Regions from separate parts of the Mus musculus genome. Here region 2 is linked to region 1. Evidence: chromatin loops called from intact Hi-C (ENCODE). Cell type or tissue: left cerebral cortex. All regions are shown on one strand.

What was found. A loop is a pair of places that touch in the nucleus more often than their neighbours do. Peaks named below come from ENCODE experiments on the same cell type or tissue, not always from the same donor. Only the 100,000 strongest peaks of a DNase experiment are listed, where the experiment ranks them.
Region 2: a loop joins it to region 1, with 5 times the contacts of the local background. A loop is called at or near these places in 1 of 42 quality-filtered maps.

The regions. Positions count from the first base shown.
Region 1 is chr4:56,671,504-56,676,503 of GRCm38, forward strand. All of the region lies in intron 5 of Gm34687 (a long non-coding RNA gene), which reads right to left. Among named protein-coding and RNA genes, the nearest start is that of Gm26144, 5.0 kb to the right of the region's middle. In left cerebral cortex, no CTCF peak of the experiment used is centred here; DNase peaks (open chromatin) are centred at 2,636 and 2,820.
Region 2 is chr4:56,624,430-56,629,429 of GRCm38, forward strand. The region is part of intron 6 of Gm34687 (a long non-coding RNA gene); the gene reads right to left. Among named protein-coding and RNA genes, the nearest start is that of Gm26144, 52 kb to the right of the region's middle. In left cerebral cortex, no CTCF peak of the experiment used is centred here; DNase peaks (open chromatin) are centred at 2,706 and 2,965.

The DNA.
Region 1 (5,000 bases):
ATAAAGTCCAAGAAGAACTTCTAAAACGGGGGTACAGGGTTGAGCCTAGAGGGATGAGAAGGAGCAAAGCAAAGAGAGAAGCATAAAGGACTCAAAGAAATAAAAATACGGAGCCTGGAGTTGGGCATCAAAGAGCTGGTGACTGTGAGCTCTGGGCCATCACCAGCAGAAGGAAATGCCAATGTCTGGGGAGGCAGCTAGACTGTGGGAAGCCAGGTCTCTCCACTCATATCAGCCTAACACTTTCAGGGTGATTATATTGGCACCCACCTTGTAGGAAGGGCTCAGAGGCTTAACATGATTGTCTCTTAAAGCAGTAGATGCAGGTCCTGCTTCCCAGGAAATGCTAGATAAATGTAGACTGTGAGGATTACAATGGGTAACAGGTAGTAAGGGACCATTTCTTCAAACTGTATTTGATATCTATTCAATATAGAGTGATTTCACTGTCCTGGAAGTCCTACTTGACAAGGAGGTCTGGAGTGATTATATGCACCATAATTTGCCTATCATTCCAAAGAAATATCAGATGCCCAGTTCTACTCAATAGAGAAGGTCTTGCAACCCACAACTCCTCCCTCAAGAGTCAAGATCCCTGTATATGTGTTACAGTAAAAACAAATGTTATTATCAAGAGGAATATTAGGTAAAACCAGATACACTGAAACTTACAGTGAGAAAGTGGGGAAGAGCCTTGAACATATGAGCACAGGGGAAAATTTCCTGAACAGAACATCAATGGCTTGTGATATAAGATCAAGAATCAACAAATGGGACCTCATAAAATCACAAAGCTTCTGTAAGGCAAAGGACACTGTCGATAAGACAAAAAAAGTCACCAACAGATTGGGAAAAGATCTTCTACATACAATAGAAGGCTAATATCTAATACATACAAAGAACTCAAGAAGTTAGACTCCAGAGAAACAAATTATCTTATTTTAAAATGGAGTACATTTACACAATGGAGTACTACTCAGTATTAAAAATAACAAGTTTATGAAATTCATAGGCAAATGGATGGATCTGAAGTATATCATCCTGAGTGAGGTAACCCAATCACAAAAGAATGCACATGATATGTACTCACTGATAAGTGGATATTAGCCCAGTAGCTCAGAATACCTAAAATACAATTCACAAACCATATGAAACTCAAGAAGAAGGAAGACCATAGTGTGAATACTTTGATCCATCTTAGAAACAGGGAGCAAAACATCCATGGAAGGAGTTACAGAGACAAAGTGTGGAGTAGAGACTGAAGAAATGACCATCCAGAGACTGCCCCACCTGGGTATCCATCCCATATACAATCACCAAACCCAGACACTGTTGTGGATGCCAACAAGAGCTTGCTGTCAGGAGCCTGATATAGCTGTCCTCTGGGAGGCTCTGCCAGTGACTGACAAATACAGAAGTGGGTGCTCACAGTCATCCATTGGACTGGGCATAGGGTCCCCAATGAAGGAGCTAGAGAAAGGACCCAAGGAGCTGAAGGGGTTCCCAGCCCAATAGGAGAAACAACAATATGAACTAATCAGTACCCCCAGAGCTCCCAGGGACTAAACCACCAACCAAAGAAAACACGTGGTAGGACTCATGGCTCCAGCTGTATATGCAGCAAAGGGTGGCCTACTCAGACATCAATTGGGGGGTGGGAGATACCCTTTGTCCTATGAAGTCTCTTATGTCCCAGTGTGGGGGAATGCCAGGGCCAAGAAACAGGAGTGGGTGGGTTGGTGAGCAGGGGAAGAGGGGAGAGGATAGGGGGAGGGTATTTTTCAGAGGGAAAACCAGGAAAGGGGATAACATTTGAAATATAAATAAAGAAAATAATCCAATTAAAAACACAAACAATAACAACAACAACCAAAAGAGGAATGTTAGGATTAAAATCATGAAGTAAGAAACACTAAGGAAGGTAAATACATGGGCCTGAATTGGACGATCACCACTGCTCTTGGTTGCCCACCAGAACTTGATGTAAGACCCTGTTGCTAAAGACACTACATACTTTCATCATAGGACAAGGAGAAACCAATGACCTAGAAGATTTCTATCTGCTAACAAGCTTTCAGAGTACCAGAAGGTTCTATACAGGCTGCTCAGGGAGAAAAGTCTTACCCAGGGTGAATCCTGCAAGCTTTATTAACAACTAGCATGGCAAATATGCCCATCAGTGCAATCACGAATGTCATGGGGGCCCCAAACTTCTTTCTAATTGTATTTAAAGCCTACTCCACAGGAGAAGACTCATACCTGATACTGTAAATCTGGCTAAGCAGCTATAGTTAGAAAGCTCATAGACCGCACCCCAAGAGTAAACTTACTGCTTCTTGTTGTTGTTGTTGTTGTTGTTGTTGTTATTGTTGTTATTGTTGCTGCTGCTGCTGCTGTTGTTGTTGTTGAATGGATATAATATTAAAGTGTCCTCTACATTCTTATCTCTATTCCAGACAGGGAGTTAGCTGTGATGTCACTGAGGAAAACTGCAGTTGCATCATGTAGCTCTGTTGCCTGAAGGTCAGGTGCCCCTTTGTGGTTAGATATCCTTGAAGCTGCAGTCGAGCTGTTTCCGCTACACCAGAAACTAGGCCACCTGGGCATTTGCCCACACACGTACGCTAACAAAAGATCCTTGGTCTCAAAAGAGATGATGTCATCCAAAGATCACCTGCATTGCTGTTTTGACACTCCTCCACTTTTGTAGAGATCATGGGAAGAAATGCCCTAAAAGGAAAATCCACTATGATTTGGGAAAAAGAGTCTTATCCCATGAATATGCCACTCACTTCTTAAATAGTCATAAAAAGTGACTAAAAATCTACAAGACAGCTGGTCATGGCATTGCATAACTTTATTCCTAGCACCTGGGAGACAGAGGCATGTGTATTTCTGTGAGTTACAAGCCAGCATGATCTACATAGTGAGAAAGGCTACATGGAGAAACCCTGTCTCAACAAAACAAACAGAAATTCACCACACAGAACCCACTAGGTTCTACTAGGGTGCTACTCTGCTCCACTCAGGGCAGCCTACTCCAGAGCCTCTTTGAAGTGTTCTGCTCAGTTTCACTAACTTAACTGCTGCTTTGCTAAATAAGTGTGTGTGTGTGTGTGTGTGTGTGTGTGTGTGTGTGTGTGTGTGTGTGTGTGCTAACCGTTTGTGTCCCTTGATTGAAGTCATTCCTACAAAAATACAAGAACTGAGAGACCCCTACAATGTCTGCCACAGAAGAACCACAGTTCTGTTCAAATAAATTTGACATTTGTCTAGCTTCATATCCCAGAAAGGTCATAACAGCCTCACATCTACTATATATAACCCCATCTACCTAGGATGGCTTCAATCTCCCATCAAAGTCTTACCCACTACTACTTCCATTTACCACAGTCTCCATCTTCATCAGTCTTCCTTCATCCCTCACACATCCATTACATTAGAGCCTCCATCTATCACAGTCACCGATTGTCCATCACAGTCCTCACCCCATCAAAATCTTCATCCATCACAGCCTCTGTCCTTCACAGTCTCCGTCCAGACCAACCTACATCAGTCTGTTTATAAGGATCCATCCATCCCTCACAGGCTCCATCGTGAATCCATCCATCACAGTCACTATCTGTCCATCACGGTCTCCACTCCCCCATCACAGCCTCCTTCCAGGTCCCACAATCACAGTTCCCATCACAATCACGATCCACCACAGTCTGCATGTGTCTATTGTTCTATCCATCACAAGCCTATCACAGTCTCCATCTACACATCGCAGGTTCTGCTTATTCACCATGGTCCTAATCCCCATCACATCCCCTTCCTATCCTTCACACTCTTTCTCCATCCATCATTCTCTATCCATTCATTAGAGTCTGCTCACTAGTATCTGTCTGTCCATGGCTGTTTCCATCCATCAATCGGATGTCCGTCCACATATCTCAATGTATATACATCACAGTGTCTATCAGCTGCTCCCACTGTGTCAAATAAGTCAAGCCCCTCCCTTTCTGTGTCTCTTGCATCACTCCCCTTACTCTGCAAACAGGGATTCTAAGGCTCAGAGAGCTGAATTAGCTAACTTAGAAGTCACACGAATGGGAGATGACAGAGTTCAAAATTTCAGGCTGCTTCTTTTCCATCATAAAGAAAGAAAGCACTTGGGGTAATATAGGGCTACTTGGAAACCTGACATTTAATTATCGACAGGCCAGAACAGAAAGTTATTTCCTCCCACAGCACAAAAAAATTTGACCAATAAGGAAGTTATAAACTAATGACTTTCATGAGATTTTTCCTTTTTCCATTTCTAATCCTACTTCTATCTACCTACTTCCTTCAAGACTATCTAGTGGGATTGTCTTAGACCATTGGATGACATTTTCCCCTTTCTGGTTTCTGTTTGCCATCGGCCAGAGCTGCCCACACTCTCCCCAATTGTTCCATTTCTATTTATTTTCCTCTCCTCCACTTTTCTTTTCTTTTTTTTTTTTATTTAACCACAAAACTAATCACTATCCTTACTCTGTTTTTTTTTTTTTTATCCCACTCATACCCTCGATAACTAATATCTGTGCCAGGGCACAGATCTGGAAATGATGGGATAGCTTATAAGATTCAGATCTTTCCACCACTAAGGACTTAAGCCGGCAGCAGGCTTGGCAGCAAATGTATTTACCCACCAAGCCATCATTCCAAACCGATTCACTTCTTAAAATCATTGGAGTCAAATCAGATGGTAGCTATTTAACTGATTTTTACTGTATTATCATAGTGGTTATCATGTTCATTAACATCATGCTAACAGTGATTGTTTCCATGAACAATCCCTATTTCTAGGGTAACACTAAGGAACTGTGCCTAAGGCCCAAAGTGCTAGGTTATGAGTCTAACTACCTAGCTAGACTCCCCAGTCCAATGGATAGAAGCGACAACTTAGCTCTACTTCAAACTAGTATTTCTTGAATATTGGAAGTAGTTCCACTAAAAGAATAAGTCATTCAATT
Region 2 (5,000 bases), 47 kb before region 1:
TCAATGACTGTTAAAAATGGGATACCTGGGACTGGAGATGGCTCAGTAGTTAAAAGTACTTGTTGCTCTTGCAGAGGCCCTGCATGTGGTTCCGGGATCTCACAACAGGCATCTCACAGTCACTTGCAACTTCAGCTCCAGGGGATCAGACACCCTCTTCTATCACCTTGTTATGCACCAGTAGATAATCAGTTAACACATGTGGTGTATGTGAATGTACACATACACATGAAATAAAAATAAATAAGTATATTTAAATGAAAATGATACACTCCCCCAAACTAAAAAGGACAAGTTTCTTTTAACCTATATATTTGGATGGTCTTTTATTATTGAGAGATAGTACTCATATACTAACTGCTGCTGACCCAGGCAGGTAGTTGCTTCAGGGCTGGAATTGTTTGAATATTCAAAGACTGATAATAGATATGCACACTGAGTGCTTATTACATACCAGCCACCATGCTAAGTCATTTTCCTACAACAGTCCATTAAATTACTAAAGTTGCCCTATATGGCAGGCTCTATAGTCCCGTTTTGTTGATCAAGAAAGTAAGTAAGATGTTAGCATACTCAAAGTCACCTTACAAGTGAGGGAGTCAAGTCTGAACTCAGGTGCTCTGCCTTAAAATTGTCACTCAAGTGAAGCCTTCTTCTTCCACTTAATCAAATAGCTCCTCTGGTGATCTTGTGTGCTCACTGATCCTAGTGCTGGTACTTGCTCCGCTTCACATTCAGTTTATCATGTACACGTAAGGCAGACAGACTTGCTGTCCATTCCAGTCCAATTAAGAGGCCTCTCTTGGCCCATTGGACTTGCAAACTTTATATGCCCCAGTACAGGGGAATACCAGGGCCAAAAAGGGGGAGTGGGTGGGCAGGGGAGTGGGGGTGGGTGGATATGGGGGACTTTTGGTATAGCATTGGAAATGTAAATGAGTTAAATACCTAATAAAAAATGAAAAAAAAAAAAGAGGCCTCTCTTTTTCACTCACCAGAACAGGCCTTGATTCTTATTTATTTATTTATTCATTCATTCATTCATTCATTCATTCATTCATTTACATTCCAAATGTTGCACCCTCCCAGTCCCCCCTTTTAGAGTTCCTCCCCTCAACTCCCCCTCCCCTTTACCTCTGAGAGGGCAGTCCCCACTCCCCCCGAAACCCCCCACCCCAAGTGCATCAAGTCTCTGTACGTCCATCCTCTCTCACTGAGATCAGCAATGGCAGCCCTCTGCTACATATGTACCAGGGACCTCAGATCAGCCCATGTAAGCTCTTTGGAACTTTTAATCCAAAATTGGTTCCACCGAAAAGAAATGTGGGGACAAAGATGGAGCAGAGACTGAAGAAATGGCTGACCAGTGACCAACCCAATTTGAGACCCATTGCATGGGCAGACACCAATCCTTCACACTATTAATGATGCTATGTTGTGCTTTCAGACCAGAGCCTAGGATAGCAGCCTTCTGAGAAGCTCTACCCAACAGCTGACTGCGACAGATGCAGATACCTACAGACAAACATTAGACAGAGGTTGGGGACCCCTATAGAAGAGTTAGGGTAAGGATTGAAGATAATAAAAACTGTGGGTTAGGACCAAGAGAGCTGGACTTTGAGAGCAGATGGACCACAGAGAGCCTGCCTGGTGACACTGCCAATCCTGATCAGCGTAATCTGTTTTCTCCACAAATAACAAAATGCCCCCAACCAAATATGTGTTGGGCAGAACTGAGTTATGAGATTTCTATTGTATACACACACACACACAGAGCTGTTGGCTGGGGACAGGTCATGGAGATTCTCTAATACCTGGTTTATTTGTCCTTCAAATAAAGGAATTAATTCTCTCTTGCTCTCTGAGCTAAACAATGATGTCCACTTAATGTTGAGCCATTAAGGGTAATGATCTTTCCAACACTGACTTTTGACATCCTGTATGGTCAGATGGGTTCTGGATGGATGGATGGATGGATGGATGGATGGATGGATGGATGGATAGATAGATGGATGGATGGATGGAATACATACTTACAGTACGCCTAATATTGCTCTAGGTGGTCTACAACTATCTCATTAAAAATCAAAAGGGTTCAAATCTAACTCTATTGGACACAAACCAAGTCGTCCAAGGTTATCCCTTGTCCCTTCCTTATCCATAACATGTAGATGATTTAGGCAGAAGTTAGAAGGACATGGGGTTATGTAAGTGGGTTACTTCCACTAGAGTCACCAAAGTCCATATATGAATTTAACTGCTTGCCTTGCTGACTAGCATGTAATCGCCTCTGGTCCTCTGAGGCCCGAGTCTCCTGGGTCCTGTGCAGTGTGAGGGGACAAAGCGTCAGTGACCGCTCTCCTGTTCTAGCATCCCACCCTCCAGGTGCTGCCTTTGTGGGCTCTAGGCAAGAAAATCACAGCCCATGCCAAGACTCCTATTTACAGCAGGGTTCTAAGGAGCAGCTGAGGGAGGGGTATTTTCATTTCCTCAGCACACCCATCTCCCCATATTTAGTTGATACGCTCTAAAGAAAAGGCCCCGACACCTGGGGGTAGACTTTTGAAAAATGTGTGGGCCATATGCATACCTAACTTGCAGCAGGGCCAGGGGGAAATTGGTACAACGCAGCCTGGCACCAGCCATTTTTTTTTTCTAATTCCTTAACATCTTGCCTACAAATTGCATCCTTGAACACTTCAGAGAGTTGAATAAGCCCCAAATGCTTGCAGCTTATTTCATTATTCCTTGTTTGGGCCTTTAAAGGAGAAGGAAGCCGAGGATGTCAGGAACAGTTTAGCAGCATTGGGGCTCATTAGGGTGAAGAGCAGTCAAATAAGCCGATCACTGCATTTCTTTCTTTCTTTTTTTTTTTTTTTTACCAGAATCCTATGTTTCTCTGCAAGCAGTCTCGTGACTGCCTTACCAGTGTGCAGCCTAAACACTCCTCTCTTCATCCCGTTAGCCCATTGGTTGGCTGCCTATTTTTAACTTTTTTTTTTTAAGGAGAAGCTCTCATGGCAACAAGCAGAGTCCACTAGGCTGTGTCGCTCAATGTGCTCAAGATGTGCTAGGGAAGAGCAAGAAGAGAGCCAAGCTTCCGTAGCTCTATTGCTCCTCTGCTCTGTGGCTTTATGCAAGCCGCTGTACCTCTCTGGACTTCAGATCCCTCCTCTGTTTAAATGCAGCATAGGTCATGGTGCCCACCTTCAAGGAGCCAAACTGTTCACAACACTCTGCTACAATGTGTCCTCTCCCTTCTCTCTCTGTCTCTCTCTGTCTCTCTCTCTCTCTCTCTCTCTCTCTCTCTCTGTCTCTCTGTCTCTCTGTCTCTCTCCCTGTCTCTCTCTCTGTCTCTCTCTGTCTCTCTCTGTCTCTCTCTGTCTCTCTCTCTCTCTCTGTCTGTGTGTGTGTGTGTGTGTGTGTGTCTGTGTGTGTGTGTGTGTGTGTGTGTGTGTGTGTGTGTGTGTGTCGCTGTGTCTCTGTGTGTGTGTGGTATATATGGGGGACGGGGTGTCCACACACCCATGTGCATGTGTAAACACCAGAGGAGTTATACTCAGTGCCCTTTTCTATTACTCTCTGCCACATTCCCTTGAAACAGGATCTGTCACCAAACCTAGAGTTCACCTTTTTCCATCTGACTGTCTGCCCTGAGCAGTCTTCCCACCACTGCCTCCCACCTCCAAGTGCTGGAGTTACAGACATGTGTGGCTACACCTAGCCTTTCACTGGTGCTGGGGCCCAAACTGTGTGTGTCTTCATGTTGTGTAGCATGAGCCCTCGCCCACTTAGTGATCTCCACGGCCCCATACCTTTACTCCTAAACTTATGCCAGATACTTTGTCATAGCAGCAAAAATGCTAAATCAGGTCCAAGGTTCTACCTCTAAAGTCCAGATCAGATCATTCTCTCCTCTGCTATTTTTAGAATCAAGTCAGAGAGAGAAAACTTACTCAACTGCATAGCTCTGGCCAATCCTGTAGACGTATGCAAATGGTGATAACTATCTGTGTCTGTATCAGCTAATAGGATGGAAGATATCAATACAGGGTTACATATACTAGAAACATACTTGGGAAGACAGTATGTGCATTCAGGAAAGCTAAGAGAGACATCAGACCATAATGCAGGTCTGACCTCAAATGAAGGAGAAAGGAAGGCAGGAAAAGATAACTTTCAGACCTAAAATGTTTGGGGGAAAAAATACTCAAGCTAAAGTAGCCAAGTGGCCCAACAGAATTCCTCGTGTCCAGAAACAGCCTTTGTTGATATTTTGCCAGGCCCAGCCAGTGTCTGGGAGGAGGCCATGGGCATGAACATAGTGGTGGACTTCAGAGTGCCTGGGACTCTGATCCATCATAGCATCTAAGATCCAAGAGGCTCATCCTCGTGACTGCCGTGGTAACTGTACCACATCACGAAAACATGCAGGACTCTTCTAAGAAAATACTTGTGGGCTAATTCATAAACCTAATTGAACATTTTTGTAACATTTTTTTTCCAAACATAAAACTAGTCAAGATAACAAAAGTAAATTCTGCTAACGAAGTACGTGGGCCGGACATGAAAGACAATTCAAGTATCGTAAGTGTGAAACTCAACTCAACCAGATGTACAAGATATGGAAGACAGCAGAGTTCTGTAGTAAGTGGGTGTGTCCTTTCTTACCTCAATAAGCCCAAATGGAGTATTCACGTCTCTAGTGCATCTGAATGAACATGTCAGTGGACAATTAATTGTAAAGAGTTGTGACAGACAGACCTTTAAGTCATAGCCCAACCCTTAGTGATCACCTTCTCTTCTAACCCCCTTCCTAAGTGTGAGGGACAAAAGTGAGTTAGTTCTCAGCAGCAGGACATGGCAGGGGTCACATGAAGCCACTCCCAGGACAGTCTGACAGTACAGAAGAAAGTTCTGTCAGCCTTTCACAGGCCTCGGGAACTCCTGTGGAGAGAGACCCATGGCGAGCGAGCGACGCTGGCATGCAGAAGCAGCAT